Regions from separate parts of the Mus musculus genome. Here region 2 is linked to region 1. The links are chromatin loops, found by intact Hi-C in ENCODE. Cell type or tissue: gastrocnemius. All regions are shown on one strand. Each heading gives the region's core, and the rest is flanking DNA. Links, peaks and the distances in the headings are about the cores only.

What was found. Peaks named below come from ENCODE experiments on the same cell type or tissue, not always from the same donor. Only the 100,000 strongest peaks of a DNase experiment are listed, where the experiment ranks them.
Region 2: it touches region 1 in a loop (6-fold over the local background); 27 of 42 quality-filtered maps call a loop at or near these places.

What each region holds. Positions count from the first base shown.
Region 1 is chr5:71,496,760-71,506,920 of GRCm38, reverse strand. Cox7b2 (cytochrome c oxidase subunit 7B2) reads left to right here. Exons shown (of 3, transcript NM_030052.3): 2 at 3,408-3,470. Among named protein-coding and RNA genes, the nearest start is that of Cox7b2, 46 kb to the left of the region's middle. In gastrocnemius, for the core only: a CTCF peak has its summit at 4,650 (motif pointing left); DNase peaks (open chromatin) are centred at 4,656 and 8,729.
Region 2 is chr5:72,082,117-72,090,116 of GRCm38, reverse strand. The region is part of intron 5 of Gabrb1 (gamma-aminobutyric acid (GABA) A receptor, subunit beta 1); the gene reads right to left. Among named protein-coding and RNA genes, the nearest start is that of Commd8, 82 kb to the left of the region's middle. In gastrocnemius, for the core only: no CTCF peak of the experiment used is centred there; a DNase peak (open chromatin) is centred at 3,375.

The DNA.
Region 1 (10,161 bases), core at 1,111-9,110:
ATACTTCCTTATTAGAGGAACTTGTATTGATCTCTTTTTTTGTTTTATGAAAAAAATAAATTAAAAGGCAACCTAAGCATGTTGTACAATAAAAAGTTTAAAAATAGGTTATGGTAGCTACTTAGTAATTAAAATGAGCCAACAGTGATTCTGTGTTTTTAGCCAGTTTTGAAATACCAACTTTCAAAGACTTATAAACATGAAGTATCACAACTTTGGCACTAATTGGGTCTTCTAAGGCTTTGAGTAAGACTGAATGTCATTTACTTTAGCAGTTAACAACTGACTAGATTACAAAGCCCCATTACTTCCCACAACTTTGGCAAGATACATCATCGTTGGTAAGATTCAGCCGAGAAGCTTTCAGTTGAAGAACTAGGATTATTAGTGCGGGAGAACCTACAACGGAAAGAAAGCAAATACTTCCTGGCGTGTACTAGTCCCTGTGGAACATCAACTCCTTTTACCATTTGTCTTAGGAAGTGGGAAGAAGAACCTTAAAGACAGAAGGACGTGGTCAGACCTTCTTTCTTACAGCACCCCTGATTGCTCAGTACCTGGAAGCTTCCAGTCCCAGCCTGCCATTTTCCTTTGCCTCTTGGAGAAAGCTAGCAATCTCTTTCTTGAAAAAAATAAATAAATAAAAATAAAAACCCTTGATTTCTTTCTGACTTCATTGCCTTTTCTTGTTTCGCATTTTCTTTGCTTTACATATCTCCCTGGCCTCTAAATTTTGCAGCCGCCTAGGGTTTAATGTTACTTTCTACTGGTACATAACAAATTACCATAAACTTGGCATTTTAAAATAACACCCATTTTATAATCTCAGTTTTTATGGAGCAGAAGTCTAGTCGTAACTCAGCTGAATCCTCGCTTATGACCACACTCAGGCTGTCATCTGCAACTGGGATGTTACCTGGAGAGCTGAGATTTATTTCCACACTTGCTTGGATTGTTGGAAGAATTTATTTCCTTAGGGCCATGGGAGGAGCTTGTTCTTTGGAATCTGGTGACTTTGCAAATGGGCAGCTAGAAGCTGTCCTTAGTTCTTATTTATTCTGGTTCCCTGATGTGTATTTACTTTGGAGAAATTGTTTAAGGCTATAGTAATAAGGAAATAGTGTAATTATAATGGTAATTTGGTGAATTATGTCACTACTCTCATTTTATGGGTTATAAACAAGTTAGAAGGTTTGCCTTCACTCCAGGAGATGGGAGTCATAGTGGGGTGTGAACACCAGAGGTTGAAGAGAGTGGGCCACTCTGAAGCCTACACAGTCTGTGGATAGGTCTCTGCTTTATCCTTCTCTCTTGCCTCTCACTCATGGATCTCACGTGTTTAAAATTATGCCTGCTAAACAACTTATATTTCACAAACTCACTGCAGCAAATCAGTTTCTCTAATCACCTGATTTTTTTTGTACCACTAATTCCAGCTGCCCTTGTTCAGATTAAAGACATGTGTATCATCCCATACTCTGTGTTCTTTTACAAGTCATATCTACAAATGAGAAAATTTTGTCCCTTATTTTTCTGAACTATTTCCTCTTCATCAAAGTTCTTCCTATTTTATTGTCTGCAAAAATTACGTGCTTAGTTCTTTTTTTTTCTTAATTTCTTTTTATTGAGTTCCAATTGTTGTCCTTTGAGTGAGTGAGGAGGCACCCTTCCAAGTGTAGGGCCTTCTACTGGCCATTTCTTGCTACTGGAGACCTCTTTTCTTCATATGCCTGTTCCCGAGTCCACTCTCTCTCTGTGGGGAGGGACATATAAACGGGTTCTTACTGCCCTGTTCTTGCTGTTGTTGTTTGTTCCCAATTGCCCTAACAATGCTCACCTCTTTATCATCATGACGCTTAGCTGTCTTAGTACAACACTGTATCGTATGAGTTCTTGTTTAGGATCCCCATTCCTTGCAAGAATGTGGATTGCATGAATGCAAGCACTTTTGTTTTTTTCCTAGTCCTCAAACTGTGTCTGGAACACAGGCGTTTCTTGAAAACTACTGGGTATCTGAGCAGGTGAGTGAGTAGGGAAATGCAGTTGCTCTTTCCTATCTCTGAGTCCTTAGCCCTTTGCTTTCATCCAAGAATCCTAAGTGCTGGCGGAAGTGTAATGGCATCAAGTTTTCAGTTTTGTTAATATCTTGGCTGTGTCTCTGTCATCAACTGAAATGTGACCTTCAGTTGCTAGTATGCCTTTTACTCTCCATTCCAGTCCTAACGGGGACTAACCTCTTCCTTTACATCAACTATCTCCAGATGTGTTTCTAGGATGGACCACCGAGAACACTAGTGCCACTGCTTTGATTTAGCTTTTTGCAGGAACTCACAGCTTTTCCTGTCAGATTATATTCTGTTCTGTGTTGCTTTGGCTGTATGGCACTTTGCTGAAAGTCTCAGGACAAACCCCAAGAAGGATATAAAGTAGGTAATGGCAGTTTTCAGATTCCTCATTCAACATATCTTTCCTATCGAGTCTTCTACTCTGAGGCCAGTGCCTTTCCTGTTTGTTCCGTGTCCTCTTATTTTTTTGCCTGTTCACATTTCCCCACACCATGTTAACATCTGCTTTGTGGAAGAGAGCTTGCTGTCACTCAGGTGGACTTCAGTTGAAACTATTAAGTAGATGTATGCATTTCCTTCATGTTATTTCACTTCAAATCTTTGCTACTTCTATAAAATGAAAATATTTGATTTCCATAGCATAGAGGTATTAGTTTACTCATAAATTGATTTTAGGGCACAAATGTAAAAGAGACACCTCCAAGTTTCCTAAATTTCATCACTATATGAGGTGGATCTTGGCAGTAAATCTTTTTGTTTGTTTGTTTTCGAGACAGGGTTTCTCTGTGTAGCCCTGGCTGTCCTGGAACTCACTCTGTAGACCAGGCTGGCCTTGAACTCAGAAATCCCTCTGCCTCTCTGCCTCTCTGCCTCTCTGCCTCTCTGCCTCTCTGCCTCTCCTCTGCCTCTCTGCCTCTCCTCTGCCTCTCTGCCTCTCCTCTGCCTCTCTGCCTCTGCCGCCCAAGTGCTGGGATTAAAGGTATGTGCCACCACCGCCCAGTGGCAGTAATGTTTAATGCCTGCCTGACTACAGGTGGTATCACTCAGGAGGTTCCTTACAGATAAAACAGTGATCTCAGCTGGGGCTGAGAAACACTTTACAAGCCCCTGTCCCTAGAACCATAGGCAGACAGGCATGACATGACGTCTTGCCCCGTACTTTGCTTACATTTCATGTTTGAGTCATTTCATAAAATTTATGTTTCTTGGGTGCCCTTTGTGTGCAAACATTGCTTTTAATGGAGTACTATTGTGACCCTTTGTGGGTAGCATAGCCTATTTCCCTGTTGTCATTTTCTGTTTCTCTGAAAACTCACATTGATTTTTCTTCTGTGCTTTTAGGCAGCTGAGTCAGAACTTCTGAGGAGAGCGTCTGTTCTTGTCTGTTCTCGACTGACTTTGCAGGTAATGAGAACATTAGAGAAGTGGGTTAGAGCGCTCTAGATTAGGATTCCATTGCAATGTCCTGTTTTGAATAACATTTAGAATAGTGTATCTGCCACATGGCAGTGGTTGTAGCTACCACTTGGTAAGACTGAGGTAGGACAATCATAAATTCAAGGTCCGTCTAGGCTACTGTGTAAATTCCAGGTGTGAATTCAAGTCTGCTAGACCTGCTTACAGAACTTTTTTTTTTTTAACACGTTTCTTAAATTTTATTTCTAGTACTCATGTTTCCTTCCAGTACTTGAGAGTTAGGAAGGTCAGGACTTCAATGCCATCGTTGGCCACAAAGCAAAATTGAGGCAAGCCTTTACATTATGAGACTGTATCTACCAAACCAAAACAACAACCAAAAAATTGTAACACTCTAACAAAAAGTAAGACTATTACAAAGAATACAAGTAAACCAGAAAGTGTTAAGCGCAAATGTGTTGTCGGATATTTGTTCGGATATTTGATCACATTGTGAACCCCAAGATGTGTACTGGACAAACCTTGTTTTGGTGTGGCTCAGTCCTAGCACACAACTTTCATCCAAGAGCTTTCTGTTATTGCTTACAGAACCTTTGAGGGTGAAGCACAGTTAGTTGTACAGTGCTTTCTTCATATTAACACAAACCCACACAAAACACATGCACACACACCCTCTGTCTCTGTCACACACTCACACACATCAAATCATACTTCCTTTTTAAGGGGGGGGGCTGGAAGGAATTAAAAGGTCCCTCTGATAGGGAGTTTTTTTTTTTTTTTAATTTACATTAGTAATATATTTTAAACGTCTGTGCTCATCAAAACATGTTATGTCTTTATGTTAATGGTAATCAGTCTAACTACAGGGAGAATAAGAGGTTGATGTGAGTTAAGTTGACACAATGTTTCCAAAATAAACATTTCCTAGTGGAGAAAAAACTTTCCTTGATAGACTAGCTTCCTAGTGCTAACAGTAGGCTGCAGAAGAAAATCTGTGTGCTGTCAGTGAGCACGTACAAGAGAGGAGCACTTAAAAATAGTTATACAAAGGTTAAAAAATAACAACCAAAAAGCCAAATGACAAAAACAAACAAACAAAAAAACCCTTTCTTTTCAGCCAGCCGAGACCACTAAGTAGAATAAAATGTCATCCATCATTTCAGTGTTAAGAGCGCCCCCTGGTGTGGTCATATAATCATGGTTCTGTGGAATTTACGTGGCTTTTAGAATCTCCTTGTGCTATAAGATAGTGATGATCTTTCTTTTCCTGCTAGCTTGGCCAGCAGGTATATGGTGTATAATTTTCCACAGATGTGCAGTCACACATTTTTCTGGTGTCGATCCCTGCTCAGATATAGGATCAGTTTGAAAGCAGAATATGAGAATATGTGATTTCTAAAGTTCTTTATCTCATGTTAACATGCCATCCATTGTGCAATTATGCATACTGATATTAATTATTAAGGCACAACTTTGGGTGGGGAATAAACCTTGTTATGGGAAATTTCTGTTAACAATTCTGTCTTGGTAAATTGATGGGCATTTTACTAGTTAAACAAGAGAACTCAATTATGTTTATCTTTTAAGAAATTTACCTTGTGAAAAAGACACACATACTGAGACTTTCTTAGGAGCCTGCTGTTTCTCTGCAGCTGCTGAACGTGAAGTGTAAATGCCCTCCATTCTGTACTATGTCCAGGGATCTTAGCCAGGGATCCCCTGCTACCCATTAAGAATGTCATAGCAAATATCTCAGCCCAGACCAGCAGACTACTTACTTCTAACTGCTAGTTTCCTTGTATTTGTTTTCATACTCTTAAAAGGAATTGCATTGTCTTTGTGAGGTTAAATTGCATATATTATACTAAAATACACACGTATAAATTTTTACAGAGGTATTTGCTTTCTCCTATTTTCTCCTTCTATGCTAGAAGTTATTGACAGTTTAAATCATTTCTTATAGGCTTTGTGTCTTCAGTGTGATAATTGCAGGGCTACCGTATAAAGATATCTTTGTTTTTGTCTTTTGTAGATTCCCTTCTCATGTAATTTTGAAGCTATTAGCAAGATAGGTACTTACATTAGCCCCTGATTTGTTGAATAACCCTTTGAGTCCTGGTTTTTATATTTTTTTATATTTTTTGGGCAGGCCACTGACTCACAGGCTTAATCTCATCTTTTAGGAAAGAATCCAGGATGCACCGTTCTGGACATTGATAAAATACAGTGATGGTTTAGGTTCACACTGTGTCAGATTTAGTCAGACTGAGCATTTCTTAATACAGCATGTCTCTGAAGTAGATACTATTATCGAACTCCTGAGTGGAGAAGTCAAGATATCCTGATCAACTACAACTATTCCTAACATGTAACGGGTATTCAACCACAATACTGTATCATTATTAATTTGATTGCAAATAACATTCATGACTCTATCTGTTGATGTTATTTTCCTTAAGGACTAGTAATTCCGTAGTACATAAACATAGATGGAACCAGGATTTTGGAAAGACTAAAGATGCATGCATTTATAGGGAATACAGAGTTAGTTTGGGAACTTAATCTTCAACAAAGCTTTCTCAAACCAGGGGTGGCATGAAGGGATGCACTGTTAGAGATAATAGAAATACGGGATATAGGACATGCATATTTTAAACTGCTGTTGCTTCTTTCTTCCCCAGCGTATCTTTTTTGCTTTCTCTGGCCTTGGGATGTAAATGCAGTTGTTTGCATGCTGCCATTTTCCTTATGTAATCCTGTATTTGCATTGTCTGTGTGAGGCTCCCATCATGTTTCTTATGGGTTTTAGAAAAATATTTTTTACTAATCAGATTTTGCTCTTTCATTGGTGTTGTATTCAAAATGATAAGTCTGTTGTTTCATTGATAGTAGTTTTGAAGGTTACTAAGTAGCTCTCCATGGAAACACAATGTGAAGAAGCCTGCTCTTAGCTTAACAGACGCTAGTGCTGCTTGTTTTCCCCTTTGTCCTCTCGAGTTGCTCTAGGAAGTGGCTTCTTGATGAAAGTACAAAAGCACGTTGTTGGTTGTTTTGGTGCTCTGGACAGTCTTGTAATTTGATATAATTTCTATTTGATATTTGTCACTTGCTTTTTGTTTCTTGTGTTTGTGTGTTCATATTAAAAAACAAAACCGAACAGTAACAATAGTAAGCATTGCCCATGCCATGATCCAGTTACTGTATTTAGGGGCATATATCCAAAGGACTAAAATATACACAACAAAAAGATCCCTGCATCTCCAAGTTTATTGTGACATTCTTCGCAATAGGCAAGTTGTGGAGGACACACAAGTGCACATTTAGATAATCAGCAATGCAAAGGCAGTGTGTGTGGATCATGGGCCTCTCTGTGTCAGGCTGCCGATTCTTTTTGTACTTGAGCTGTTTCAGGGCCTGACATGATGTACCCATAGCTATGCCTGTATCCTTAGAGTAAGGTATGTCTTTACCTGAAATGCACCAAGCTTATGAAAACCAGTTTAACTCTCATTAACTCATGTGGAGTCAGTGAGTGAATGAAAAAGACAGGAGCTACTTGAAACTTCTATCCTCATTTCTGCCGTGCAGCTGTGTGGACTCCCTTTGTTCCCTGCTCGAGAGCACCTGGTTAATAAGCTTTTTAATTTTGAACTTGTTTAATATCTATGAAATTGGTCTTTGCATTTCCAAATCCTCTGGTACTGTTTGAGCTTACACCCCTGTGTTAGGCAATTGGAACAGAGTACCTTCATTGTATTCCCCATCTCTAGCTTGACCCCTTAGCAATAAATTGTACCCACTGGTGCTAGGCTGATTTTCCCTAATGTATGTAATTAATAACCATCCTAAATGAGTCAGTGTGTTTTGTCTTTGTTCTTGCTTATTTTGCTTCCTGCTTATCTCACTACCATTCTCTTTCCTCTTGAACTTTGTATTGCCTTTCACTGAAACCTCCCCAAAGCTCAGAATGTTTACCTGCTCATCCTCCCTGTTCCTTCCTGGAGCAGATGGCCTTCTCTACAACTTTGATTTGCATCTGGTTTATATTTGGTGAGGCCTTTTCATCTTCTTCACCTTTTCCTTCTAGGACACTTTCCCAGACTGAAGTTCCAGCAGCAACACATTCCCAGGCTTAGGACCTCTTCAGTGGCTAGCTCTAAGACTTTTTATTTTCGTCTGTGATTTCAGTTTACAGAGTGAGCTGTCTAGTTTTATCTCAATTTGACAGAAGCCAGAGTCACTGGGCACAAGGAAACCTCAGCTGAAAAGGTGTTTCCATAACACTGGGCTGTAGGCAAACTTGAGGACATTTTCTTAAGTATTTATTGATATGGGAGGGGTCTGGCCCATTATGGATAGGGCCATCACTGGTTAGGCGGTCCTTAGTTCTATAGGATACCAGACTGAACAAGCCATAAGGTGCAAGCCAGTAAGTAGCAACCTTCCATGATTTCTGCATCAGTTCCTGTCTCCAGGTTCCTGTCCTGTTTGAATTCCTGTCTTGACATCCTTTAATGCCTTTAATGATGAACATGGATATGGAAGTCACATAAACCCCTTCCTCTCTAATTTACTCTTTGGTCACGGTGTTTTATCACAGCAATAGTAAAGGTAACTAGGATAGAAATTGGAAGCACAATAGTTGTATTTCTGTGAGAGACCTGATGATTTCTTTTGGGTAGTGTTGTGGAATGACTTTGGTAGTTTTGGTGAAGTTCTTTTGTGGGAGCTTGGAACCTAAGAATGTGGAGAGCAATGCAGAAAATGAAGGCATCAGAGGGATTTTTGAGAGCACTTTGATGACTCTCAGAGCCATTTACTATTTTGAATCAATAATCTGCAGTTCTGTTTAGATGGGACTGAAGAGTCAGCAGTGGTCAGCACACAAGAACCACTAAATTGAAGCCTGTATCTGAGAAATAATCAATGACTAAGAAGAAACCAGCACTTATTGAGGTGAAGTCTTCTGGGAGGTGGTTCCTCAGACTCAGTAATGCAAGCTGTGCTTCAGAAGCCGCAAAGGTTGTACCTCGTGATGGCAGATGGCAGGAGAACTTGCTAGTGTAAGAGTCACCCAGGTGGTGCTGGTTCTGAGGCATCCAAGGGTCTTGGAGAAAAGCTGAGCCTTGGCTCTGCTAGGTAACTTGGGGTCCTTGAGGAGAGAGAGACTGTTGGTGAAGTACAGTCTAGCTGCAGCAAAAGATTCCAGCATTTTGGAAATGTCAGTACCAAGAGATGCTTGCCAAGACAGCAGCAGGTGTGAGATGGAGCTGGCCTGAGCCTAGGAGACAAGCCTTGCGTTCTGCAGAGGGCAGTGCCATGGAAGTGACCCAAGCATTTTGGAAGAACTCTGAAGATCATGAATGAATCCCAGATGTTTGAGTCATTTACACTGTTGGAGTTTAGTTATTTTAAAGAGATTTAACTATGAGACTTTTAAAGTTATTTATGTTTTTAGTGGGAGATCTTAAGGATTAAAAAATAGAAAGGGAAGTTGTGACTTAGTAGTTATGTGTTTGTGTCTCAATTTGATAAGGGGTCAGTTGTGCTGGTTAATACTTTAAAATTGTTTTATTTATTTACATTGCAAATGTTGCCACCCTTCTCAGTCTCCCCTCTAAGAGTTCTCCACCCCCTCTTGGCCTCTGAGAAGATGCCCCTCACTCATTTGCCCTCCTCATTCCCCTCCCCTGGGGGCGGCAACTCTACAGGATTAGGCGCATCCCACTGTGGAGGGATGCAGTCACCAGCCTTCTTTCAAAGTTTTTGACCCAGAATTATTCCTGTCTAAAAGAAATGCTGGCTAGTTTAATGTCAACTTAACACAATGCACTGAAGATGCAGGGGCCTTCGTTGAGAAAATATCTCCATAAGACTGGGCGGTAGGCAAGCTTGTATGGAATTTTCTTTATTAGTGTGAAAGGGCCTGTCCCATTGTGGGTGGGGCCACCCTAGGCAGATGGGTTCTATAAGACAGCAGGCTGAGCAAACCAAGTAACTGGCCAGTCTTCCATGGCTTCTGCAACAGCTCCTGTCTGGAGGTTCCTGCACTGTTCCTGTCCTGGCCTCTGTTAATGATGAGCAGTGATGTAGAAGCATAAACCAAATCAACCCTTTCCTCCCCATCTTGCTTTTGGTCTTGGCGTTGAGTCACAGCAATAGTAACCCTAACTAGGACAGACTATAATTTGAAAGGCAAGTGTTGTTATGTCCAATCTCAGTGCCAGGGATAAAATAGAAAATGTTCAGGAAAAACAGTATGTTTGAAGTCCACAATAAAATTAATCAAAATTAGACAAGTGTTCTACTAGGTTTCCTGTTAAACCCACAAATTCAGTCAGATTGAAGCTGGTAGAAAGACCTGCTCATACTAACTATTGCAATGGGAGGCCGAAACAGCCATCAGTTGGCCTTGTGCACTCTGCTTCATTTAGATCAACTCTTGCAGTTACGTTTAGCCTTTAGTGCTGTGTGGAACAAATGAGCAACATACACACAAACTCACCTTTTCATCTTCTTTATTACTGTAAGAGAGAATCTAAGCACGATGTCCTGTGAGACATCGTCTGAAAGGAGATGAAGCTTCTGAGAGAACCCTGGTTTGTTTGTATAACCTTATACCTTATCTCTATTCTGCCCTCTTACCACTTCTTCATTCCTGGAAAGTACATGGGCTTCT
Region 2 (8,000 bases), core at 1-8,000, 580 kb before region 1:
GCAAATTTACAAGGTTTGACTTGCTACGGTACAGCGTTTGAAGTGATGTACAGAACGATACAGTACATGCACTGCTTGTTTTTCTCATGCTGTGATGAAACATTGAGAGAGCCAGCATGGGGAGTGAAGGATTTCCTTGTCCCAAGGCTTACATGCTGACCACTCAAGGCACTCAGGACCGAAACTTAACAGAAAGCTGGACGCATGAAATGAAACAGAGACCTGCACGGATGCTGCTTTCTAGCTTGTTTTCTGTGGCTTACTAAGCTTGCCTTTTTTCCCCCACATTTATTTATTTTTTTATTAGATATTTTCTTCATTTACATTTCAAATGCTATCCCCTTTCCTAGTTTCCTCTCCAAAAGTCCCCTATACCCTCCCTCAGCCCTGCTCACCAGCCTACCCACTCCTGCTTCCTGGCCCTGGCATTCCCCTGTACTGGGGCATATGGTCTTTGCAAGACCAAGGGCCTCTCCTCCCATTGATGGCCAACTAGGCCATCCTCTGCTACATACACAGCTAGACACAAGCTCTGGGGGTACTGGTTAGTTCATATTGTTGTTCCTCCTATAGGGTTGCAGACCCCTTTAGTTCCTTGGGTACTTCCTCTAGCTCCTTCATTGGGGACCCTGTGTTCCATTCAACAGATGACTGTGAGCATACACTTCTGTATTTGCCAGGCACTGGCATAGCCTCACAAGAGATAGCTATATCAGGGTCCTGTCAGCAGAATCTTTCTGGCATATGTAATAGTGTCTGAGTTTGGTGGTTGTTTATGGAATGGATCCCTGTGTGGAGCAGTCTCTGGATGGTTCTTCCTTCCATCTCAGCTTCGAACTTTGTCTCTGTAACTCCTTCCATGGGTATTTTGTTCCCCGTTCTAAGAAGGGTCGAAGTATCCACACTTTGGTCTTCCTTCTTCGTGAGTTTCATGTGTTTTGCAAATTGTATCTTGGCTATCCTGAGCTTCTGGGCTAATATCCACTTATCACTGAGTACATATCATGTGTGTTCTTTTGTGATTGGGTTACCTCACTCAGGATGATATCCTCCAGATCCATCCATTTGCCTAAGAATTTTATAAATTCATTGTTTTTAATAGCTGAGTAGTACTCCATTGTGTAAATGTACCACATTTTCTGTATCCATTCCTCTGCTGAGGGGCATCTGGGTTCTTTCCAAAAGCTTCCTTTAAAAAATAGATCCTAGGATCCTCTTCACAGAGGTGGCATGATCCATAGTAGACTGGTTTGTCTTAGATCAAAGCTCAAGAAAATTTCTTATAGACTTGCAACTGGCCAATCTTATGAAAGCATGCTCTCAATCGAGTATCTCCCTTCCTAGATGACTCTACCTTGTGTTGACTTGACCAGAGCTAATCAACACAGCATCGTACAGAATGCTGTAGTACAGTTCACTATAGTGTATAAAGTAGGGCTTTAGGCACCACATGTATAAGGTGTTTGTACATCTAAGGTATGGTTCAGGGGGAGGTTTTTATTGTAGATATGAGGGAGAGTGTAGCCAGAGACATTTTGATAAGTCCGGAGCAAGGAGAAAAAGTAGGAGAGTGAAGTTGACCAGCAGAATAGACAGAGCTACGAGAGAGGAAGAAGGGGAGAGTAAGAGAGAAGACGACAGAGAGGAGAGAGGGCCAAGAGAGAGCGTGGCCAAAATGGCAGGGTTAAATAGGAATGAGAAGCTGGGGAAGAGAAGCCCATGAGCTGGAGAAGTTTGGGGCAGGGGCAGAATAAGAAGAGCTGAGAAGAGCCAGGGGGCCAGCATGGACTCTGTGAAGGATGCTTGGATGCTGAGTAAGGCCAGCATGCACTTTGGTACACTAATAGGCACCTCAGCTAGCCATTTGTTCTGAGTTTCCTGTGGACCTGACATAGCGTATAGTACAACCTATTCAATACTATACACTGTAGTATGTCCGACAGTGAGCTCAAGGCAAGACTGTATGTTCTGGGATGATAGTTTGACATATTGGTCAATATACAGATATCTCACTCTGTACCATAATCCTTGAATATAATGAAGAATTTGAGAAGTGACATATAACTTTCAATATATTATTCCAGGAGAAAAAGACATCAAAGTTCTTTTTTTTTAATTAGGTATTTTCCTCGTTTACATTTTCAATGCTATCCCAAAGGTCCCCCAAACCCACCCCCCGCCAATCCCCTACCCACCCACTGCCCCTTTTTGGCCCTGGTGTTCCCCTGTACTAGGGCATATAAAGTTTGCAAGTCCAATGGGCCTCTCTTTGCAGTGATGACCGACTAGGCCATCTTTTGATACATATGCAGTTAAAGACAAGAGCTCCCGGGTACTGGTTAGTTCATATTGTTGTTCCACCTATAGGGTTGCAGTTCCCTTTAGCTCCTTGGGTAATTTCTCTAGCTCCTCCATAAGGGGCCGTGTGACCCATCCAATAGCTGACTGTGATCATCCACTTCTGTGTTTGCTAGGCCCCGGCATAGTCTCACAAGAGAGAGCTATATCTGGGGACATCAAAGTTCTTATGATGAGAGAAACCCACGTGGAATCCAAGCACTGGATCCTGTTTTCCATTTCATCATTTGCTAGGGGTCACTTTGGTAAGTTTTAGCCATCCCTATTTTCAGCTGCCTACTCTATGGCATGGTACTAATTATAATTGTTTCCCAGGGTTATGAGGATGAAGCAACTTAACACAGCTACATAAAAACAAATGCATTTACTATATGACTACTATGCCCAGACACATTGGTAAGGTTTTAGGATGTCTAGAATAATGAAAAAAAAATTAAACTTTTTATTGATCTTTGTGAACTTCATAACCCCCAATGGGGGTGCAGTTCCAGCACTAGGACTTATCTTCCAGTCACTTCCTATCTGCCCTTGCAAGCTACCTGACAAAATAAAATAAGATGGAATTAGTCTTGTCGTGGAAGCTATAGTGTGCCACAGTGTGTCACACAGGGTTCCCCCTTGTTCACACATCTTTACTTGCAATGAGTCATTGGTCTGTTTTGAGACCTCTGGCTTTTGCTATACTATCAAGATCAACACTGGATCCTCATTGGGACTCCTCTCAGGTATCCTCTTGTTGTCCTGTGTCATGGAGATCCTGCAGCTTTGGATCTGTAGGACCTGCCCTTTCACCCTTTCCAGCAGGTCACAGATAGGGTAGATGCTGGGGTGGACCAACTCAAAGATATCTGAGTTGGTTGGCCCATCAGCTCCCCTGCACCTGCATCACCAGGGTGAGTTTTCCAGAACAGCCCTGGCTAGCTCACTCAGTGCCATAGCCAGCAAGGGGCGGGGCCAGCTTTCCCATGTTCATGCCCTGGGGACCTGCTCACCCCACTTCCCTAATCAGGGTCAGCTCTAGTGTGCTGCCCAGGCAAGGGGCAGGATCAACCCTCCCAGGTGTGGTGGCCAGTAGGGGGCAGGGCTAGCTCAGCACAGTACAGTCCAGACAAGGAACATCTGCATGTCCTTGAGTAGTAACATAGGCCTGGGACATCAAAACAGACCTCAGTTGCCATAGGACTCAGACATGGCCTCTGGCAGCAGCATGGGCTCTGATGTCCCCATGGTCTCAGGTGGCATGACAGCCACTCAGATTAGCATGCCCCTAACCCCCTGTGTGAAGATCATCCACATGATCTCCCAGGGCAACTCAGACCACAGAGATCTGCTTGACCTTTGGTGGTAACTTGGGACACAGACCCCAGCTACAGCAGAAACACAGACACAGATAGGGCCTTTGGTAGCAACCAGGGCCAGGACCTGAACCTTGGCCTCCTCATATCTGCCAGTTCCTTACCACCTTCAATTCTTCAGGCGCCTCTTTCTCCACAGTGTATGTACAGGCAAGGGTAGGAATCAAGTGACTTCCCTAGTTGACTCCAATTTATTGCCTTGACACAACAGCTCTCATTGAACAGGAAGCTTATGGTTTAGACCAGTGGCTATCAACCTGTAGTTGAGACCCCCATATGTTTGCATATCACAGATATTTCCATTATGATTCATAACAGTAGCAACATTACAGTTATGAAATAGCAATGAAATAATTTTATGGTTGGGAATCATCATAACATGAGGAACTGTATAAAGGGTTACAGCACTAGGAAGGTTGAGAAGCTCTTGTGAAGACTAAGCTAGTAAACCAGAGAGTCTCTGTAACAGCTTTTTTCTGCCCCTCAATGTTGGGTAATAGATACATGTGACCATGCCTGGTTATTACACAGGGTAAAAAAAAAAAGATTTGAACGTGGGTCCTCTTCCTTCCAGAGTGCTTTTATTCACTGAGCTATTTATTCTCCCAGTCCAGAGCTCACAATTAAGAGTGAGATAAAACCAACCAACCAATCAATCAACCAACCAACCAACCAACCAACCAACCAACCAACCAACCAACCAACCAACCAACCAATCACAAACAAAAACATGCACCCAGTATAATGGGAAAAGTGATAAAATAAAAGAAAATGTACAGATGTTTTGGAAAGCCGAGGGACAAGTTTAGCCGAGCCTATCCTAAGGGAAGGAAGCTCATCTGTGTCCCTGAAACCCAGTGTTAGGGAGACATAAATAAATGATGAATTATTGGGGTTGAGGAAGAGGCTTGGGAGTAAGGGCATCTTTCTATGAGGCTGCTTCATGGGAGGGAATCTTTCCACCTCCCTTCTTCCTTCTCACTGTAGAAACAAGTCAGTCCTCACCCTTAGCACAATCCTCCTGCTGAGATCTTCAGTGCCCTCTTGACTTGCCAATTAAATGTGTCCCTCGTCCTTTTGTCCTCTAGAGGTCAGGTGGGACTCTCAGCTGCTTGGTTCCTTTGAATTCACATTTTAGGTCCATCTCCTGAGCCATTTCCTTTCCTCATCTTTGACTTTTTTTTCTCCCATTAAAAACTTCAGTGGTTCTTTGAGAGGCTCTCTCTCAGGTGATACTTCCTCTCTTGGATCTAGCTACTGAATCATGACACTGAAATCTCCTCTCTAGAACAGAGCCTTCTCTTGAGATTGCCATCAGAAGTTTCTAATGAAAATTCACTGGGCACACAAGATTCCCAGATATTTGAAATGGAAGATACCATTTGTCCTTCAAACATTACAACTGTGTTCTGGTATCCTCCTGTGGCCAGTTCCTAGCACTGTCACTTCATCTAGTCACCCACGACTGGTTCTCCCATTTTGTTTGAAAGGCATTAGGACCTCTTCAAAGATTAGAGAAGTGCCTTTGCAGCTGGGCAGGGTCATGTGACTCTAGTCAGTGGGTAAATGGCAGATGCCCTTCATGTTAGGATTTTGTGACTGAGTAACTTTGTGACCTGCGTCAAGGTATGCAATAAAGGTCACATCATGAAACAGATTTCACACCAGAAGGCAGGGCAGGGGGATGAGAGAGAGAGAGAGAGAGAGAGAGAGAGAGAGAGAGAGAGAGAGAGAGAGAGAGAGCAAATGACCCTCCCCCCCCAACTCAGCAGAGATGCTTATCTTGTGTAATCAGGATAGAAATTGTCTTCATGAGAATGTACCGGGATCCTGGTGTTTGTGACGGCAACATGATCCAACTCTACCAACACCCACTAATAAAAATAAAAATGTATTTCAGATGTCCAGTTTTTTCTGTTTCTATTACTGTGTTTCTTTTTTTTTTGATAGTGTTCCTGTATTGTTTTCATAACGTCCAAACTGGATTCAGTAACTGCTCACATTTTGAGGCTTTCAAATCCATTTCCCTCTATCCCAATGGAATGCTTAATTTAAAATACAAGCAGGACATTGTCACTCCCAGCTTGAAATCTTTTTTAATGCTTCACTCATTAGCTATAACAGGAATTTTAAAAATTTGTTCCCTGGAACAGTTATTTGATGCTCTGGAAAGAGATTTTTCTAAAAGGACTAATGTTCTCAGTTCAAAGAGATTAGCCAGTGAAGTATTCCATCTTGGAGGCTTACAGATGTGTGACTGATGCTGAAATATCATGCGATAAAGAAATTAGTAGAGAATTTTTAAACAGTTCATTCCCAGAATTATGAGACCCTCTAATAATTTTTTTCAAAGAATGCTCTTTAACATTAAAATAGTGTAATGGTGTTTAATTCCTTGTCTGGCATAATACAAAAAAATCTGTAATAGTCTAACCCTAACTCATACTATAGCCTCTTACAGAATAGTGTAAGTATCTGTCTGTTCTAATGTGGAATACTGTAATAGTATCTAACCCATTATCTGGCTTACAAGTCCACTTGTGAGCATCCTCTGTCTTCCCTTCCAGCTGCTTTTCCTATCACTACCTGCCGCTGATGTTTTAGTGACACAGACCAGGCACCCCTTGCTACACAGCAGAGTGCAGTGCCCATAATCCCCTGTAAGTCCCTCTCCTCCTGCTATGTCATCTTTAGACTGAGTTCAGATGGTGCTTGCCACAGGCTGGGAAGCAAGGCTTGCTGGTAATGTTGGTTATTCCATACTGCCTGGACATCTTTTGAAATCAGGAGAGGCAGCATCAGCCTCACTGCAAGTTCCCCCTCCACTCTGCTAAGTCACTTCCGAATAAGTCTCCTTGTTGTGGGACCAGATGTAGTCCCTGCCTAACCTTGATTAGTGAGTTTCAGCCTCTTTTTTTGCATGCCATATTGTTCAAACAAATCAGTCATAGATGCTCTATAGATACCAGAGGACTCTTGCCTCTCAGTACTGCAAAGCCTGACCTCCAGCCTGAGCACATCTTTCCTGAAAGCACCCCTTATATAGGCTGGGTGTGCTATCTAGAACCTTTCCCTCTTACTGAAGCTTAGGCAGGGAGAAAAGCCACTACATGTGAATAAGCTCATTTGCCCAATAAGCAACCACAACTGAGAGTTTTTTCTAAACACCTGTCTCATAGCTCCCCCTATCCCAAACACCATGCACCTTCCCTTATACTGATAAATTATTATAAATGCTTGATTGTAAATCTTTCCATGCTTGTTTCTGTTGGACTCCATTCTTGTTGATGTTGGAACATATCTTACTTAGCCAAGTGTCTTGTTGTCCTGACGCTATTATAAATCCAATGATAATATTAAATAATATGTACTACTGAGAACTTTTGAAGTCATTACTCGAGTTCTGTAAGACAGATGAAGACATTAGGCTCTGATTAGATCATTTGTTTTAAGAACAGCGAATATACTTGGAAGCTCGGCTGTATCTTATGTGCAAATGATGCACAGATCTTCGGAACGATCGAGCTGTGATGTGTCATATGACCTGGCAGCTTAGAGGTGAAAGCTAGGCAACTGGGGTTTTTTTTTTTTTTGTTTCACAAATAAGCTAAATGGGGGCACAAGAGCTACAGAATACCTTAGACACTAAAGAGATCTACACACAGAAGAAACACTATGTCTGCTCCTGGGTGTATTGAAGGGCATGAGACACTGCCATTTCAAACTATTTTCAATCCCAACCCAAATAAAAAAAAAGAATAGAAGAAAAAAAGAGTAAAGAGGTTTAGATCATGAAGGGATAAAGAAGGAGGGGGGACTGAAAAAATAGTGCATTAGTTGTCAGAGTAAAGAATATTACTAAAAATCTCAGACAAGACTTCAATATGTGGCCAGACTTCCTCACCTGAATAGTTGGAAATCCATGCATGTGGGAGAGAAGGTTCTTGTGTTCATAGAAAAACAGTAGGGAACAAGAATGTTGAACACACAGGGTTGTTCTTCAAAGGGATCCATAACCTGGCTCTCACATGGTTAATGGCCTGGTAAGCTTGGTGCTATCTGTGTGGTGGAGGCCACGTCAGAGCCTCCTGAGGTCCTTATTGTGAGCTTGTCAATCTATAGATCCTGTCCTTCTGTAATCCGTATGTAGGTTGTGACCCGTAGTCAATCTACAGAACCCATGTTTTTGGAAGATGTGACATGTTCTTTACGAAGGGTTTTGATGTACTCACCTCTTAACCTTTATTGTGCACACAGGATTGAGTTAATTACCATCAGGAATTAACC